Linked DNA regions of Homo sapiens: regions 1, 2 and 3 are each linked to region 4. The links are chromatin loops, found by intact Hi-C in ENCODE. Cell type or tissue: CD4-positive, alpha-beta T cell. All regions are shown on one strand. Each heading gives the region's core, and the rest is flanking DNA. Links, peaks and the distances in the headings are about the cores only.

The links. Hi-C counts contacts between places; a loop is a spot of excess contacts. Peaks named below come from ENCODE experiments on the same cell type or tissue, not always from the same donor. Only the 100,000 strongest peaks of a DNase experiment are listed, where the experiment ranks them.
Region 1: it touches region 4 in a loop (8-fold over the local background); 78 of 110 quality-filtered maps call a loop at or near these places.
Region 2: it touches region 4 in a loop (11-fold over the local background); 103 of 110 quality-filtered maps call a loop at or near these places.
Region 3: it touches region 4 in a loop (7-fold over the local background); 15 of 110 quality-filtered maps call a loop at or near these places.

Annotation. Positions count from the first base shown.
Region 1 is chr6:109,524,632-109,529,675 of GRCh38, reverse strand. AK9 (adenylate kinase 9) reads left to right here. Exons shown (of 41, transcript NM_001145128.3): 29 at 603-665. Among named protein-coding and RNA genes, the nearest start is that of ZBTB24-DT, 44 kb to the right of the region's middle. In CD4-positive, alpha-beta T cell, for the core only: a CTCF peak has its summit at 2,488 (motif pointing left); a DNase peak (open chromatin) is centred at 2,495.
Region 2 is chr6:109,703,774-109,707,773 of GRCh38, reverse strand. All of the region lies in intron 1 of FIG4 (FIG4 phosphoinositide 5-phosphatase), which reads right to left. Among named protein-coding and RNA genes, the nearest start is that of FIG4, 14 kb to the right of the region's middle. In CD4-positive, alpha-beta T cell, for the core only: a CTCF peak has its summit at 2,426 (motif pointing left); a DNase peak (open chromatin) is centred at 2,393.
Region 3 is chr6:109,593,644-109,598,687 of GRCh38, reverse strand. The region is part of intron 17 of AK9 (adenylate kinase 9); the gene reads left to right. Among named protein-coding and RNA genes, the nearest start is that of AK9, 95 kb to the left of the region's middle. In CD4-positive, alpha-beta T cell, for the core only: a CTCF peak has its summit at 2,580 (motif pointing left); a DNase peak (open chromatin) is centred at 2,567.
Region 4 is chr6:110,036,867-110,041,910 of GRCh38, reverse strand. It overlaps LOC107986631 (a long non-coding RNA gene), which reads left to right and starts at 1,667. Exons shown (of 3, transcript XR_007059702.1): 1 at 1,667-2,389; 2 at 3,372-3,464; 3 at 4,586-5,044. RefSeq lists an enhancer at 2,009-2,248. In CD4-positive, alpha-beta T cell, for the core only: CTCF peaks have their summits at 1,867, 2,091 and 2,290 (motif pointing right); DNase peaks (open chromatin) are centred at 1,620 and 2,300; H3K4me3 peaks cover 862 bases; H3K27ac peaks cover 661 bases.

The DNA of each region.
Region 1 (5,044 bases), core at 397-4,396, 510 kb after region 4:
TGGGACCATGTAGTTGCAGGAAAACAAGTTTAGGGCCCCCACTGATTCTACATTATGGTGAGTTGTAAAATTATTTCTTTGGATATTACAATGTAATAATAATAGAAATAAAGTGCACAATAAATGTCATGAGCTTGAGTCATCCCAAAACAATCCCCATCTTCGGTCCATGGAAAATTGTCTTCTGTGAAACCAGTCCCTCATGCCAAAATGGTTGGGGATCGCTATGGTAGGCTATTTAATAGTGTGTTAAAAGCTTACCATTTTCAGTGAATTGCCTCCACGTATTTCCCTATTTCCTGCCACCAAAACCAAACAAACAAATGAGCGATAAATTTTGAAAAGGAGTTCTAAACTTTGTGGAAAGAGTAACTGACCCCAAGTGCTGTTTATCCCTCTGGAAGAAAATAGCTGATCAAGAGGTTCAGAGGTACAAGGATGCAAGCCAAGCAACATGATTACCGCCATCACATCCTTTCCTGCAAAGTTCACTGTGCTTCTGCCCAAACGTTATTCCTACTTTATATAAAAATATATGAATACAGAGAAAGCCACTTTTATCATTCTCCATTACAATTTTTTAATGTCTCTTTCTTTAACAGGTTGATACGATTGCTAAAAGAAGGGCTGAACTTATATTAGAGAGAGATAAAAAAAGGAGGGAGGTAAGTAGTTTTGTTTTTTTTTTCAAAACAGGGTCTCACTCTGTTGCCCAGGGCAGGGTACAGTGGCACAATCATAGCTCACTGCAACCTCGAACTCCTGGGCTCAAGGGATCCTCCCACCTCAGCCTCTCAAAGTGCTAGGATTACAGGCATGAGCCATCACACCCAGCCTTTGCCTTCTGGCTTAAGACACTCTTGTAACAGCTTTTCAAGGCTGACCCTCTTGTAACCTGATTTCCATCTGTATAAAAATGTCCAGCCAAACAAGGAGAAGAGAAAAAGAGGAATATCAGAAAATACAACTTGCTACAAGTGCAACCACATGTCACCCTGGTGTGAATATGCTGGACTTCCGTACAGAGGACTGCTGATATTGTACAGTGCAACTGCAACTGCAACTGCAGGCACAAAGCATTGCAGAAGCGGGGCCAAAGTAATTGTTGCTTTGTCAAAACAAAATATTCACAACCAAAAGTAGATAAGAAAAAACCATTGGACTGAGAAAATTATGGCACCATGTAAGAATAAGAACCCTCCTCTTAATTATTTGCCTCGATTTTCATTCATTTATTCATTCAGTCCATCAGCAAACATTAATTGAGCTTTGTGTCTGACACTGTTTCAAATACTGGCAAATCAGCCATGAGCAAAACTTACAGAAATCGTAGCCTCATTATAATGCTCATTTCTCTCATCAAACATGTTCTGAAAGTTTGCTCTGTTTAAGGTGTCATGCTAATGTTTAGGATCAAAAAGATGTCCTAACCTGGAATTAAGTACAGTTAACTACTTTAAGCCCTTGGGAGTCCCTAGTGGTCCCCTTCTGAATCACTTCAAATGTTTCAGCAGTGAAGGAGTCCAGGCTTTGCAGTTAAACACACCTACGCAGTATCCCTTCTCCAGTTCTCACTGACTTTGTTCACTGCTCTCCAGTGCCTGGTGGAGTGCTGACACATGTGACATTCAACTTCAGTTGTTTCGCTGAGGTTGTATAACATTGAGTAAGTCACTTAGCCTCTGTAAACCTAGGGCTTTTTATTGTAAAATGGGAAAAATTAATACATTTAGTTTCCCTAATTAATAATAATTTAATTTCCCTTTGCTACTCTTCAGTTAAATCTTCTTTTCTTAAGAATTAATTTTCAGGATAAACTTTAAATGTTCTTTATAATTTTTTCATTTGTTAACATTAGAATGGTGTGATTTCTTCTGATTTTTCATTCGGAAATTCAATATTCTATGTAGAGGTTAAATAGGATTTTGTAAGTCAGCTCTCCTGAGACTTCATGTTTGTAAAACTGTCTGTGTATCCCACAAAACTGATACAAACAAACTCGCAGCACAACTCCTGAGATGTTTGATGAATAAAAAATTAAAACTGTATGTGGGGTTTTTTTTTTCCAACTCCTTTGATGGAAATTTTATATGTCCTGCTACTGACTCAGACAATAAAGTAGACAAAATATAGCATCTCAGGGATGAGTTAGTGTGCTTGTTACTATTGGTCAGTGTGCCACCCTAAGTGGCATCCATCCCGACTCCACATCTATACTGGAGCTCACTTCCATGAACAGATCCAGGGGGGTTTCTCACATTTGCCTTCTTATGCAGAATATGCAGTTCTGTGACTTGCCTTTTTCAGACTAACTGGGGAATCCCTGGCGGAGAAAGCCCTTCCCAGGTTTGTCTTCTTGCCCTAAACAAAATCATTGTCTTTACTGTCTTTTTAGCACTGAATGGGACATTTCCAACATTAGAAATCACTTCAATATCCCAGTCATTACTTGCATTAATTTCATAGGGAAATGTCGCCATCTTGTGGACCTGTAGTCTCAGAATGTGACTGTAAGGCAGCCCCTGGCCTTGCTTGTAATCCTCCCTCTCTTCCTGTCCCCTGGCTCCGTCTCTGGGTCTCCATTAGGTGTTGGGTAGCCACTGGGAGGTGAAAGCAAGGGAGGGCCAGGACAGGAAGCCCGGGGAGCAAGTGAGCACAGTGTCAGACTACGCCTCGGAGAAGAGTAATAGAGACACATTGTTCATAGGTACTGAGGGAAGGCCCAAGTCAGGGTCCACATGAGGTTGAAACAAGGGTCTGGACCAAGTACCAAGCCAAAACCATCTCCAGGATCCTCTAGGGAGAAGACAGAGTGTTTAGACCCAAAGGTTGATACACAGAGGGCTCTTCAGGTTGAAACAGCAAGCAAAAGTGTGCATGGGTATACGGGTTGGAGACAGATTCAAAGCACTGAAAACCAAGTAGTTCACAATAGCTGCTCCACAGGCAGTGTCAGTCACACCACAGCATAATAAAGAAATTTGGGATCTAGATAATGAGCACCTGTGTCAGGAAGCCCTGAGAACTCTGACAGGTCTTTTACTTCTTCTTCCATTTCTTCATGCTTTCCTCTTCCGTCACTTCTCTAATCATAAAAAAATCCATCGCTCTCCTGGCACAAGCTTCTGTCCAGATGTAGCTTCCCCTGTCTTCCCCTACCAGTAGACAGTTGTAACACAGCTTACCCCAAATCTAGTCCTGTCTCTCTGAGACTATGAATTTATTTGCTTTCTGCTTGTCCCCTCTGTTTTCTGTTTCTCTGTTCCCCTTTTCCGGCCTTCCTTGGATTATTTGAATATATTTTAGAAATTCATTTTAATTATCTATTGCCTTTTTTTCTTTTGAAAAGTGTGTAAAATTTTTATTTTATTTTTTCTTTTTCAATTTGTATTTTAGGTTCAGAGGGTACATGTGCAGGTTTGTTACGTGGGTAAATTGCATGTTGCCGGGGTTTGGTGTACAAATAATTTTGTCACCCAGGTAGTGAGCATAGTACTCAATAGGTAGTGTTTTGACCCTCACTCTCCTCCTACCCTCTACCCTCAAGTAGGCCCCAGTGTCTTTTGTTCTCCTCTTTGTGTCCATGTGCACTCAAAGTTTAGCTCCCACTTATGAGAACATGCAGTAGTTGGTTTTCTGTTCCTGTGTTAACTTGCTTGGGATAATGGACTCCAGCTCCATCCATGTTGCTGCAAAAGATATGAATTCATTCTTTTTTATGGCTGCATGGTATTCCATGGTATATATGTACCACATTTTCTTTATCCAGTCCACCATTAATGGGCATCTAGGTTGATTGCATGTCTTTGCTATTGTGAGTAGTGCACTGCATGTGTGCATGTGACTTTTTAGTAGAACGATTTCTATTCCTTTGGGTGTATACCCATTAATGGGATTGCTGAGTTAAATGGTAGTTCTAAGTGCTTTGATAAATCTCCAAACTGCTTTTCACAGTGGCTGAACTAATTTACATTCCCACCAACATTTCCTTTTCTTCATAACCTCACTAACATCTGTTATTTTCTGACTTTTCAATAATAGTCATTCTGACTGGCATGAGATAAGACACCACTGTGTTTTCGATTTGCATTTCTCTAATGAGTAGTGACATTGAGCATTTTTTCATATGCTCGTTGGCTGTGTCTATGTTTTCTTTTAAGTGTCTGTTTATGTCTTGTGCCCATTTTTTAATGGGGTTGTTGTTTTGGGCTTGTTGATTTGTTTAAGTTCCTTATAGATTCTGGATATTAGACTTATGTTGTACGCATAGTTTGCAAATATTTTCTCCCATTCTGTTGGTTGACTGTTTCTTCTGTTGATAGTTTCTTTTGCGTGAAAAAGCTCTTTAGTTTAATTAGGTCCCACTTGTCAATTTTTGTTTCTGTTGCAATTGCTTTTGGAGACTTTGTCATAAAATATTTGTCCAGAACCAAAACAGCATGGTACTGGTACAAAAACAGATACATAGAGCAATGGAACTCAGAAATAAAGCTGCACACCTACAATCATCTGATCTTCGACAAGGTCGACAATAACAAGCAATGGGGAAATGACTCCCTAGTAAATAAATGGTGCTGGGATAACTGGTTATCCATATGCAGAAGAATGAACCTGGACCCCTTTCTTTTACCATATACAAAAATCAAAATGGATTAAAGATTTAAATGTAAGACCTGAAACCATAAAAACCCTAGAAGAAAATCTATTGCCTTTTTAAGTATAACTCTATGCTTCGTTTTTTAGTAGTTATGCTAGAATTACAAACACATCCTTGGCTTTTCACATTCTACTTAGGGTCAATATTATTCAATGTAATATTGTAAAAACCTTAGAACTGTCTAGCTCCATTTGCCCCACCCATCTCCAACCCACTAACATCCTTTATGCTCTAGTTGTGATGTGTTTTACAACTGAATACATTACAACCCTCAAAAGAAATAGTTCTAATGTTTATATTAAATAGTCACATGTATTTTCAAAAAATTAATAGGAAAGTAAGCCTTGTTTTCCATTTATCCAGATATTTACTATTTCTGATGTTCTT
Region 2 (4,000 bases), core at 1-4,000, 330 kb after region 4:
CATTGTGCCATTTACTATTGGACATATAAGGTGTAGATACACAAAGCAACTAAATAACAAACAAGTCTTTCGATATTAAAGGCCAAAATGAAGCATGTAGACCATAGGAAATCAGCGCAGGAAAGATTAATGTGGCTTACTATAGATGAGAAAAATGTCAGACAAGTTGGGTCTAGAATTGAACCTTCAAGAATAGGTAACACTTTAAAAGGTAAGAATTTACTGTATATTACAACATGAACACTTGGATATACTGTTTTAACTTTAAATCTGTAGAAATACATGGAATTTTTACTATTAAGTATATATATGTGTATATATGTGTATATATATGTATATATATGTATATATGTATAGGTATATATGTATATGTATGTATACATATGTGTATATATGTATATATATATACACGTATATATGTATGTATATATGTATATATATACCTATACATATATATATACACATACACACACACACACACATATATATATATACACACACACACACATCAGTTTATAAAGGCCTGATTTACTGATAAGTTATGAAGAGCAAAACAATCTGTTAAAAATGATGGGTTAGCCTGACCTCAAGAAGAAAGCTAGTCAAGAAATTCAATCCCACATCTCCTAGGAGAGGTACAGTCTAGATGACACTATGAGTTATAATGAGGTAGAAATAAAGCAATTATAATAAAAATTAGTAAACTAAGTTGGGACATCCAGTGACAGGATTCGATGTACTGGGGGTGCAGTTAGACAGACAGGCAAACAGGAAGAGAAAGGAAGTCAAAGAATCTCAGCCAGGCTTCAGCTAATTCCTGTCCCTGACACCCTACCCACCACTGAGAGGAGAGGGGGTAACCAATCTAACAGCGTTCACCTAAGAAGAATGGTTTGTAAACTATACGTGCTTGTTAGCAGAAAAGGGAGCCCTTCTTGAGGACTTAAAAAATGGCTTCTAGGAGAGGAAATAGCAATTGCAAAGAACTGAAAAGGGAAGAAGATGGTATGTTTGTTACAGGCACAAGAATAAGCGAGAAAATGTTCGTTCACAAAGCACCTAACACAGTGACCACAGCAGTCAGCACAAAAAAGACACTCAATAAGTGTTAGTTCCTTTTCTGTCCTTCACTTTGTAAGATGTCAGTGAGACTATGCCATTGTATTTGAGGAAAAAGACAAACGCCAGAGGAAAACAGAGAGTAGCCCAAAGGGAGGAAAGCATGTTCAGGACCAGAATGGACTCACAATGGGAAAATGCGCCAATCTGTTAGTAGTCAGTCTATGTCCTCGGGAGAGAAGAGCATGCAAATTGACAATCATGAATAGCATGCTATAACAGAGGCATGAACTAGATGCCATGAGAACACAGGAAGGGCATTTGACTTATCTGGGGATGGTCAGAGCAGGCTGGTGTTGTCCTGATTCTGAATTTGGCCTTGAGGAACCTCTAAGCAGGACTTTGGGCACTGAGCCAAGACAAGGCCAGTGAACCACCCATGTCCACCTGCACCAATCCCTACTCATCACCTGTTCTCCCCAAAGCACTTTTGTTTCTACCTAAATGTAGTACTTACTTCTGAAAGTCTTGTCTAAATTTGTTTGGGGCTTGTCTGCCCCCTACTATAAGCACCTCGGGAGACTGGGGCTAACTCCTTAACCTCTGTGGATTTTAATTTCCTAGTCTAGTAGCACAATATGGTGCCTCAGGCATTAGCTAAGTGTTAGGTGAAAGAACAACTATGTACCACAGAGTAATCATTTCATGTGCTGGGTAATTTTCTAAGACATTTACACTAACCCAGCTTTTCTGGGTAAGCACATAGAAAAATGGCTCTTTTAAGTCAACCACTCAGTAAGGAGGAACATCCTAGGTTTAAAAGAGGTAAAATCCCTAAATGAAATTCCCTAGAATTTTATTTTTTAATTTTAACTTCTATTTTAGGTTTGGGGGTATATGTGAAGGTTTGCTACATAGGTAAACTCATGTCACAGGGGTTTGTTGTACAGAATTTTAATAAATCCTACGAAACCTAAAGATTAATTGCAATGGGATGATACTTTGGCAGTTTGTGATTTTAAAAACAGATATAAATCCTGACATGCTCATGGGCAAATGCATTATTGGACTTCGAAACACATACTTAGGAAGGCAGATCTGTACTTCCAATATCTAGATCCTTCCAAAGAATCCATGAATCAGAGGAGCCAAAGGCTAAAACCCACAGAATCTGGAAATAGATCAGAGTGGAGGGAAAGAAATGGGAAGCACTATACCTACCCGCATTCTCTCTCTTCTCAAACAGTCTAAGAATCCTAAAAACGTTTTGTGCAGAGAATAGCGACCTCATGTGGAGCCAGTTATGAGGGAAAGAAAACCCCTGCTTTTCAGCTGGCCTACTGTAGACCGCGGAATCACTGCCTGCACTGCCCTCTGGTGGGCAGCTGACCATCCACTTTCACACCAATTTTTTAAGAGGTAACTTCCAGAAAGGCCTTGTTTCTACTCGTTCTTATTTCCTTCCTATTGAATATATCAACACTGTATATCCTCAGCCTTTGTTACATTTAATAGTATGCTTCAAAATGGACCTCAGCATTTTGGGGATTAAAAATTTCCCTAAAGTTTCCCTCCACTAAATTTTTCTCCACTGTTGATTTTTTTCCCAATTTTTAATTTAAAAAAATCTTCAAAGACAACAGAACAGTACAACGAACACCCATATACCCTTCATCTAGACTCACCAACTGTTAACATTTTGTTGCATTTGTTTTCTCCCTCCCCCACTCCTGATAGATGCTTTCTTCCTCTGAACCTCTGGAAATGAGTTGCAGGTATCGTAACACATAATCATAATATCATCAATACAATATATATGTACAATTTATATTCCAATTTTCCCCCCATCTCCCTATAATACCCTCTATAGCTGGATTTGATAAAGCCAGAATCTAATCAAGGATCATGTACTACCTATCTTTATGTAAAGTTATGTTACATCTTTTTAAATCTTTTAATCTAGAATAGTTCATCAGGCTTTGTTTTTCATGACTTCCCCATTTTTAAAGAGCCTACTTTTTTTTTTTTTTTTTTTTTTTGAGATGGAGTCTCACTCTGTCACCCAGGCTGGAGTGCAGTGGTGTAATCTTGGCTCACCAGAACCTCTGCGTCCTGGCTTCCCAGGTTCAAGCAATTCTCCTCCCTCAGCCTCCCAAGTAGCTGGGATTACAGACGTGCACCATGACACGTGGCTAATTTTTTTTGTTGTTGTTGTATTTTTAGTAGAGACAGGGTTTCGCCATGTTGGCCTGGCTGGTCTTGAACTCCTGACCTCAAATGATCCACCTGCCTTGGCCTCCCAAAGTGCTGGGATTACAGGCATGAGCCACCATGCCTGGCCCCAAGCCCACATTTTTTTACATACATTTTCTTGGTGTTTCTATTGATGTCACTCATTGGACCACTGACTAGTAAATGCCTCATATGTGTCAGGCACTAGGCTCGATGCCTGAGGAAAAAGATAAACTGAAGATATATTTTGGATATATAACTTACTGGTAGATGGGATCAGGAAGGAGAGTAATAGATCCAATTACCTTTAAGCAGATAGCTAGATGATGGTGCCACTTACTGATGTCGAGATGACTGGAGAAGAAACAGGTTTGAAGGGAAACCAAGAGTTCTGTTCACAACATGCCCAGAGAGGCCAAGTGAGAACTCAGTGGGTAAAAGAGCTCAGTGGGTGCCATCAGCATGTATGCAGCATTTAAAGCCATGGGACTGGGTTAAACCTACTAGAGAGAGTAGGGAGAGTGACGAGAGCCCAAAAAAGCTAGCCTGAGGAACTCCATTATTTAGAGGCTGGATACGGAGAAGGAACCAGCTGAGAAGATTGGGAGGAATGGCTGGTGAATGAGAAAACCCCAGCACGAGGTGGACTCGTCAAAGCAAAGAAAGATCATCTGGGAAAGGAGAAAGCAGTCACATCAGATGCTGCTGA
Region 3 (5,044 bases), core at 572-4,571, 440 kb after region 4:
GTGGGACTGTAAACTAGTTCAACCATTGTGGAAGACAGTGTGGCGATTCCTCAGGGATCTAGAACTAGAAATACCATTTGACCCAGCCATCCCATTACTGGGTGTATACCCAGAGGATTATAAATCATGCTGCTATAAAGACACATGCACACGTAGATTTATTGCGGCACTATTCACAATAGCAAAGACTTAGAACCAACCCAAATGTCCAACAATGATAGACTGGATTAAGAAAATGTGGCACATATACACCATGGAATACTATGCAGCCATAAAAAATGATGAGTTCGTGTCCTTTATAGGGACATGGATGAAGCTGGAAACCATCATTCTTAGCAAACTATTGCAAGGACAAAAAACCAAACACCGCATGTTCTCACTCATAGGTGGGAATTGAACAATGAGAACACATGGACACAGGAAGGGGAACATCACACACCGGGGACTGTTGTGGGGTGGGGGGAGGGGGGAGGGATAGCATTAGGAGATATACCTAATGTAAATGACGAGTTAATGGGTGCAGCACACCAGCATGGCACGTGTGTACATATGTAACAAACCTGCAGGTTGTGCACATGTACCCTAGAACTTAAAGTATAATTTAAAATATATATATAAATTACACAAATCAAAAATTTAAGACAAAGGACAAGCTGGGGAAAGTATTTATAATAAATATAACATTAATTTCTTAGAAAGCTGTAGAGAATCTAATATGTGATCAAAAAGCAAGCAAGGGATGTGAGCAGATTTTATCAAAGAAGAAATACAAATGGTTCATTGAAAATGTTTAGGCACTGGGTTTCTCAAGTTGCCCACTTGGCCCTCTTCCAAGTTGTACTTTCCTTTTTTTCTTTCCTTTCCTTTCTTTCCTTACCCTTCTAAAGCTTTTTAATAAACTTCCACTTCTGCCCTGAAACTTGCCTCTGTCTCTTCTTCTGCCTTATGCCCCCCAGTTGAATTATTTCTTCGAAGCAGGCAAGAATTGAGGTTGCAATAAAAAAAAATTTTTTTTGAGACGGTGTCTCTCTCTGTCCCCCAGGCTGGAATGCAGTGGCGCCATCTCGGCTCACTGCAAGCTCCGCCTCCCAGGTTCACACCATTCTCCTGCCTTAGCCTCCCGAGTAGCTGGGGCTACAGGCGCCCGCCACCACACCTGGCTAATTTTTTTGTATTTTTAGTAGAGATGGGGTTTCACCATGTTAGCCAGGATGGTCTCGATCTCCTGACCTCGTGATCTGCCCGCCTCGGCCTCCCAAAGTGCTGGGATTACAGGCATGAGCCACCGCGCCCGGCAAAAAAAAATTTTTAAAGAAAATTTTTAACGTTTGTTTCAATAAAAATTAAAACAATGAGATACAATTTCTCATCTAATTGGCAAAGTTTTTGACAATTGGTAATAGTGAGGCTGTACTGATAGAGTCACTTTCAAACACTGTTAGGAAGTATGAAAATTGATACAGATGCTTTTGGCAGCAATGTGGCAATGTGTATGAAAAGACTTTAAAATGTTTACTCTTTCATTCCCTTTGACCTGAAGTCATGTGAGGAATCTAATCTGAAGAAATATATAATATTTGGACAAAGATTTACAGATGTTGTAAAAAAAAACACAATGTTAGTAAAATAAAGATTTTCTATATAGATTTTCTTCACAGTGTTATAATAAAATTACAAATGACATAAATATTTAACAGTAAGGGGTGATTAAACAAATTAAGGTTTATTTGTTTGATAAAATACTATAAAGCCATTAAATTTTATTTCAAAAAAAGGTTGAATGAAGAACTAAAAATAGAACTACAGTACGATCCAGCAATCCCACTACTGGGTATCTACCCAAAGGAAAAGAAATCACTATATCAAAAAGATACCTGCACTCATATATTTATCGCAGCTCTATTAATAGCAATGATATGGAATCAACCTAAGTGTCCATCCATGGAGGACTGGATAAAGAAGATGTGGTATAAAACCCAGTCACTTTGTTTAGAAGCCTTAGCCACCCCTCCCTTCCTGTTCACAGATTTCATTGCAGTGGCACTCTCTTCACTTCATGCCTGTCATATTTCTAGGCATTAGGCACACCTGCTAGCCTGAATTAGGAGCCTGAGCTACCCCTCCCTTCAGGTGCAAACATCTTGGTGCAGCAGCATCCTTTCCACTCCATGCCAGGACACATCTCCAGGCATTTGGAGCATCCACTCTTCTAGGTCCTCCAAATGAGGAGCTTAGGCTGCCCTAGGATGAGGATGAGGAGTTTGGGCTGCCCCTCTTTTCCCAGGCAGAGAACTTGGGGCAGCAGATTTCTCCACTCCATGACCTGGCACATCTGTGGGTACTTGGTAACTATGCCCAGATCCCCTCTTGGAGCTGGTGCTGGTGCCTGCCATTGGAAGACATGTAGGTGGGTCAGCCCAGTTAGGCTTCACTCAGCTTGGTCTCTTCTCCAGGGCTGAGCAGGAAACTGAGACCACTCTGCCTTCCACCTGACAGCCCATTGCCTAAGGCAACAGAGAGCTTCCCACGATAAAGATCAAGCAAAGCATATACCCATCTGCATTGGCTGCAGCTAGCTCTTATCTGCAAGTGCCACCTGTTGGCTCAGAGGTTGAACTGCAATACCCAATAGAAATAGATTTTTTTCGTTTTTATTTTATTTATTTATTTATTTTTCTTTTTTTTAAATTATACTTTAAGTTCTGGGATATATGTGCAGAATGTGCAGGTTTGTTACATAGGTATACACGTGCCATGGTGGTTTGCTGCACCCATCAACCCATCATCTACATTAGGTATTTCTCCTAATGCTATCCTTCCCGTAGTCCCCTACCCAATGACAGGCCCTGGTGTGTGATGTTCCCCTCCCTGTGTCCATGTGTTCTCATAGTTCAACTCCCACTTATGAGTGAGAACATGCAGTGTTTGGTTTTCTGTTCCTGTGTTAGTTTGCTGAGAATGATGGTTTCCAGCTTCATCCATGTCACTGCAAAGGACATGAACTCATCCTTTTTTATGGCTGCATAGTATTCCATGGTGTATATATGCCACATTTTCTTTATCCAGTCTATCATCGATGGGCATTTGGGTTGGATCCAAGTCTTGGGTATTGTGAATATTGCCACAATAAACATACATGTGCATATGTCTTTATAGTAAAATGATTAATAATCCTTTGGGTATATACCCAGTAATGGGATTGCTGGGTCAAATGGTATTTCTGGTTCTAGATCCTTGAGGAATCACCACACTGTCTTCCACAATGGTTGAACTAATTTACACTCCCACCAACAGTGTAAAAGTGTTCCTACTTCTCCATGTCCTCTCCAGCATCTGTTGTTTCCTGACTTTAATCACCATTCTAACTGGCGTGAGATGGTATCTTATTGTGGTTTTGATTTGCATTTCTCTAATGACCAGTAATGACAAGCTTTTTTTCGTATGTTTGTTGGCCGCATAAATGTCTTCTTTTGAGAAGTGTCTGTTCATATCCTTTGCCCACTTTTTGATGGGGTTGTTTTTGTCTTATAAATCTGTTTAAGTTTCTTGTAGATTCTGGATATTAGCCCTTTGTCAGATGCATAGATTGCAAAAATTTTCTCCCATTCTGTAGGTTGCCTGTTAACTCTGATGATGGTTTCTTTTGCTGTGCAGAAGCTCTTTAATTTAATTAGATCCCATTTGTCAATTTTGGCTTTTGTTGCAATTGCTTTTGGTGTTTTAGTCATGAAGTCTTTGTGCATGCCTATGTCCTGAATGGTATTGCTTAGGTTTTCTTCTAGAATTTTTATGGTTTTAGATCTCATGTTTAAGTCTTTAATTCATCTTGAGTTAATTTTGTATAAGGTGTAAGGAAGGGGTCCAGTTTCAGTTTTCTGCATATGGCTCACCAGTTTTCCCAACAGCGTTTATTAAACAGGGAATCCTTTCCCCATTGCTTGTTTTTGTCAGTTTGTCAAAGATCAGTTGGTTGTAGATGTGTGGTGTTATTTCTGAGGCCTCTGTTTTCTTCCATTGGTCTATATATCTGTTTTGGTACCAGTACCATTTTGTTTTGGCTGCTGTAGTCTTGTAGTATAGTTTGAAGTCAGGAAGTATGAAGCCTCCAGCTTTGTTCTTATTGCTTAGGATTGTCTTGGCTATATGAGCTCTTTTTTGGTTCCATGTGTAATTTGATAGTTTTTTCTGATTCTGTGAAGAAAGTCAATGGTAGCTTGATGAGGATAGCATTGAATCTATAAATTACTTTGGGCAGTATGGCCATTTTCATGATATTGATTCTTCCTATCCATGAGCATGGAATGTTTTTCCATTTGTGTCCTCTCTTATTTCCTTGAACAGTGCTTTGTAGTTCTCCTTGAAGAGGTCCTTCACATCCCTTGTAAGTTGTATTCTTAGGTATTTTATTCTTTTTGTAGCAATTGTGAATGAGAGTTCACTCATGATTTGGCTCTCTGTTTGTCTATTATTGGTGTATAGGAATGCTTTCGATTTTTGCACACTGATTTTGTATACTGAGACTTTGCTGAAGTTGCTTATCAGCTTAAGGAGATTTTGGGCTGAGACGATGGGGGTCTTCTAAATATACAATCATGTCGTCTGCAAAGAGATAAATTTTGGCTTCCTCTCTTCCTATTTGAATACCATTTATTTCTTTCTCTTGCCTGATTTTCCTGGCCAGAACTTCTAATACTATGTTGAATAGGAGTGGTGAGAGAGGGCATCCTTGTCTTGTGCTGGTTTTCAGAGGGAATGCTTCCAGCTTTTGCCCATTTGGTATGATATTGGCTGTGGGTTTGACATAAATAGCTCTTATTATTTTGAGATATGTTCCATCAATACCTAGTTTATTGAGAGTTTTTAGCATGACGGGGTGTTGAATTTTGTTGAAGGCCTTTTCTGCATCTATTAAGATAATCATGTGGTTTTTGTCATTGGTTCTGTTTATGTGATGGATTACGTTTATTGATTTGTGTTTGTTGAACCAGCCTTGCATCCCAGGGATGAAGCTGACTTGATCGTGGTGGATAAGTTTTTTGATGTG
Region 4 (5,044 bases), core at 486-4,485:
AAGTGACACAGAAGTGGACAAACACAGACCAAGTCCCCAACCAATCACTAATAGGTTAGACATTGTCCTAGGTGTTTATGTCGAATGTTCCTAACAACTCAGAAAATTGGGTTTATTATTCCCATTTTACCTACATGTAATTAAGATCTAGGGTGGTGTCTGAAAGCCTATGCTTATTTTGTAGAACAAATGAATGAACAGAAGCATGAAGAAGGTAAGTGGCTGATCCATAACCACACAGCTCCCAAGTGGTTTAGCCTTGATTTGGCTCCAAACTTGCACCCTGCTTAGCCTTTTAAATTGGGTGGGGTTGAGAGGTTACTTCAACTCTAGTTCTGTTACCAAACCAAACTTGTGTCTGCTTGCCTAATGCACAGAAAAAGCCAAATACTGACACCAGGATTTGCAGTGAGAGAAAGTGAGACATTTATTGCACTGAGCAGAGCCAAGGAGAATGAGCAGCTAACGCTTAAGACCCAAACTCCCTGATGGCTTCCAAGCAGGGGTTTTTAAAGGTGGCAGGGTGTGGTGTGTTGGGGATCGTCTCCAAAGTGAGAGAATTTCTGGAACTTTTAAAATCTACTTCTTGGCTTCAGTCTGTCTGAGATCACTGTGAAGACAGCTGGCATTTTCCATCAGGTGGGAGTCCTGGTTTCTTAAAAACAACTCAAGGACATATGTCAAGATGTTATCTTTAGTTTCTGTAGGGAAACAAACATCTTGTGACTCTGACTTATTTGGGTGGCTATTGCAAAAGTTATTATGATCTTCTCACTTAGGGGGTTATTTATTCAATTCTCTAATTGCTGGCCGTAGGGCTAGTTGGGTGCCTGGAATTTCCCTTGAAGGGACTCAAAATTTTTCCATGCTGGGCAGGGGACAGTGGTTGGGGGAGCCCAGCAGGCCCCTAAGATGGTTCCCTGCCTGTCTCAATTCTGGAGACTGAGGAGAGCGAAAATCACCTGGTGACCACTGAGCAGGCCCCGGAGATAAAAACTAATTATCTGAACAATTCAGAAAGGAGCAAAGACCACCTGGTGACCACCAAACAGGCCATCTGGAGGCAAAACTCCTTATCTGGGGAATTTAGAAGTAATCAAACTTCTCTAGTATCTAAAGTTGTCACCTTTAAGCTGAGGTGCAGTGGCTCACGCCTGTAATCCCAGCATTTTGGGAGGCCGAGGCGAGCGGATCACTTGAGGTCAGGGGTTCGAGACCAGCCTGGCCAGCATGGTGAAACCCCGTATTTGCTAAAAATACAAAAATTAGCTGGGCATGGTGGCACGCGCCTGTGATCCCAGCTACTTGGGAGGCTGCGGCAGGAGAATCGCTTGAACCCGGGAGGCAGAGGTTGCAGTGAGCTGAGATCTCGCCACTGCACTCCAGCCTGGGCGACAGAGCGAAACTCCGTCTCAAAAAAATAAATAAAATAAGTAAAGTTGGCATCTTTAAACTTTCAGAGGTTCCAATCCTCTTTCAACTTTTATAAGCAGCTAAAATTTCTATACATCTCCGGAATGCCGTGCTGAAACTCATTTTACAACCCTCAACTCCCACCTTAAAAGGTTCATAAATGCTGGTAAGGAAAATCCACCAGGGTGCGCTCAGTCCTCTCGCTGAGGTGCCCCACTGCACCCTTTTGTAGCGTTCTTCCTTTCTAATAAACGTTCCTTTTTCAAAGCTGTACTGTTGTCGGTAAATTCTTTTTACCAACCCCCCAGTCGACCACTTCCCGGTGCCGGGGCTCTGACACCGCGCGCAGAGACAGAGGCAGGCGGCCCCCTCTCTGCTGCCCCTTCTCCCTGCTGGTCTCATGAATGCTCTCACCTGAGCTTCTCCTTTTCCTTTTCTACTTTCTCCTTTACCAAGGGCGCAGCTGCTCTTCGGAGAGGCAGTTGGGTCCACAGAATCAGCTGCCTCTTGGAGAGCGGTGTGAGGTTATGAGGGAGCTGAGGGGAAGTAAAGAGAGGGTCCAGTGTGCCTCACCTTGGTCCCACACACCGAAGGAAAGGGTTTCAGAGAGGACTGGTGGATGCTGACACACCGTCCATTTTGAGAAGACTCCTTGTATGGGTGGCAGTGTGCTTCCCCAAAACTCATGTTGAAGCCCTAACCCATAACACCTTAGAATGTGACTGTATTTAGAGACTGGATTTCTAAAGAGGCGATTAATTTTAAAGAGACCATTAGGGTGAGCCCTAATCCAATCTGCCTGCTGTTCTTATAAGAAGAGGAAATTGAACCTGCAAGGAGCTATTAGGGCCTCTTGCAGAGAGGGATGACCGCATGCAGAGGCCACAAGAGGGCGCCCTCTGCAAGCCAAGGAGAAACCTCAGAAGACACCAACCCTGAAGAGGAAATTGATGTTGGACTTCTGGCCTCCGGAAGAGTGAGAAAATACATTTTTGTTTAAGCCGCCCAGTCTTTGTGTGTGTGTGTGTGTTTTTGTCTTTGTGTGTGTGTGTGTGTGTGTCCCTAGCAAAGGAATGCAATTTTTTTCTCATGTCCTCAAAAAACTTAGTTCATGTGTAGAATTTAAAGTCTGAGGAATCGCCACTTACAAATACTTTGGGTATTTTGTTTTTTTTTTTTTTTTAGACAGGATCTCTGTCACCCAGCTGGAGTGCAGTGGCATAATCACAGCTCACTGCAGCCTCCTGGGCTCAAGTGATCCTCCCGCCTCAGCCTCCCAAATAGCTGGGACTACAGGCATGTGCCACCATGCCTGGCTAATTTTTAAAATGTTTTGTAGAGACAGGGTTTCACCATGTTGCTCAGGCTGGTCTCAAACTCCTGGGCTCAAGTGATCCACCCACCTCGGCCTCCCAAAGTGCTGGGATTACAGGTGTGAGCCATTGTGCATAGCCAACAGACACTCCTCTGAGGGAGGCAGTCAATCTGGGCAGTTTCTACAAGTTTTTTTTTTTTTCCAACAGAAATCAATCATTTCTCATCTTAGCTTCAAGTAATTACACGAGAGTTGTTCAAACTTTAGCATGCATCAGAATCACCAGAGAGCTTGATAAAACTGAGATTGCTGAGCTCCACTCCCCGAGTTTCTGATTCAGTAAGTCTGGTGTAAGGCCTAAGAATGTGCATTTCTACGGTGTTCTCAAGTGATACTGATGCTGCAGGTTTGGGGACATATTTTGAGAACCAATATATTCTATTTTAATTCCACCATTAATGGTTATTTTTTATTTTATTTTTTTGAGACAGGGCCTCGGTCTGCTGCCCAGGCTGGAGTGCAGTGGTGCAATCATTGTAACCTTGAACTCCTGGGCTCAAACGGACCTCATGCCTCAGCCTCCTGAGTAGCTGGGACTGTAGACCCAGGCCACCACCACACCTAATTTTTTTTTCTTTTTTAGACACAGAGTCTTGCTGTGTTGCACAAGCTGACCTCCAACTTCTAGGCTCAAGTGATCCTTCCACCTCGACCTCCCGCAGTGTTGGAATAACAGGTGTGAGCCTGCACCCCAGCCTAATTCCACCATTAATTTGTAACTGGTTTTTGCTATGTTTAAAACTTCTTGGAGGACACTTAGGAAGCCTTCTTCCCCTGTGTCCTGTAATGAGGAGTGGGCACTGTGGTCAGGGTGCTTGGCTAGGGGGTTTAGTCCTCCCATTTGGGGCTATTTCCTGGCCCTTCTGGCCCTGCCCACCCAGGAGGGCGGAAGAGAGCTGTGGTCATCTGAAAGGATACCACGGCAGGATGTGAGGGCCCAGGCGACAGGGTAAAGAGCTGCCAGCATGCGTGGCTATTCTGAGGCCTAGAATTTATGTAACTGGAACACAAAGTCTCAATCCCTAGGGCCAGAGAGGGATTTGGGTCAATGGGAAGTTGAAAACAGCAGGAAAATGAGCCCAAGTAGCTCCGTGCACGTGAAGCAAAATTCATTCTCTGCATGGGCAGTGTGAAATAGGAAATAATTAAATGTTGTCTGGAGCTCATGTAGTCTGCAGGCTTGGGACATTTACCCAGGAGCCAGCTGGGAACATTTCATAGAACTTCTGACTAATCGAAAAAGCAGTTTATTCCAAAATCAAAAATCAAAGCCATTTTCATCTGGTTGCATGTAAAACACCCACTCACATCGGAGTCATCTATTGAAACCCAGGGGTACACACGGGTGCTATAGCTGAGTCTTTTATTGGTAAAGAAGTCAATAGTACCCCCTCCTTCCCTCCTCCCCAGAGAAAGCCACTTCTGGTTTGTTTCCTTTCATACCCTTTTCCATGCATTTGGCATGACTGGTACCTTTGGAACATTTTTACCAAGCTGTGAATTTCTTGAGGGTATCATCCATTTCTTCATTTTAGTAGGCCCAGTGCCTAGCACATAGTAGGTGCTCAGTAAGTGTGACTCCAATGCACCGAGTAAAGGAAGAAATAAATGAACTGGTTAATTTTCAGTGAGGAGAGTCAGAGTGAGGCAACCAGCTCTAGCTACTAAGAGCCTGGGAACCGTAGATGCCTGCTCACACTGTAGTTCATGTTGATGCTAATTTCCTTTAAAAAACCCCCAACATTTGTATAGTGCATTGCAGTTCACAAAGCATGTTTTCATCATCCCCATATCCAGGTCTCAGCAACTCCTTTGTTGCCAACTTTTACCGGACCCATGGGTCTGAAAGAGAAGCACAGTCCATAGTGTTCCAGCTTTGAGTGTGGCTCTCTCAGAAGAAGGTGTGACAGCTGCCTCCTTGCTAAGAGAAAGACGTTTCAGTGTCTGCCTCCTGGGAATGGAGTCTCCTGGTGACTCTGAGGATGGCGCAGGACTCTCCCAGCTAACACTACACAGAGGCTCCCCCTCTTCATGCCACCCCTTTGCCAGCTGCAGCCTGTGTGGACCCAGACACTTCTGACCCAGGCTCCAGTGCCCGCATGTCTGATAGCCTGTATTTCAAACTCTGGGCTCTCCTGGACATTCCCTCTCCAGCTGTATATGATGTTATTTTTCAGACCCATTTACTGTTGTCCAGTGGCCTGCCAAGACCTTTAGGTGAAGACGCTGACTCCCTCGCCGGCTCTTCTTCATTCT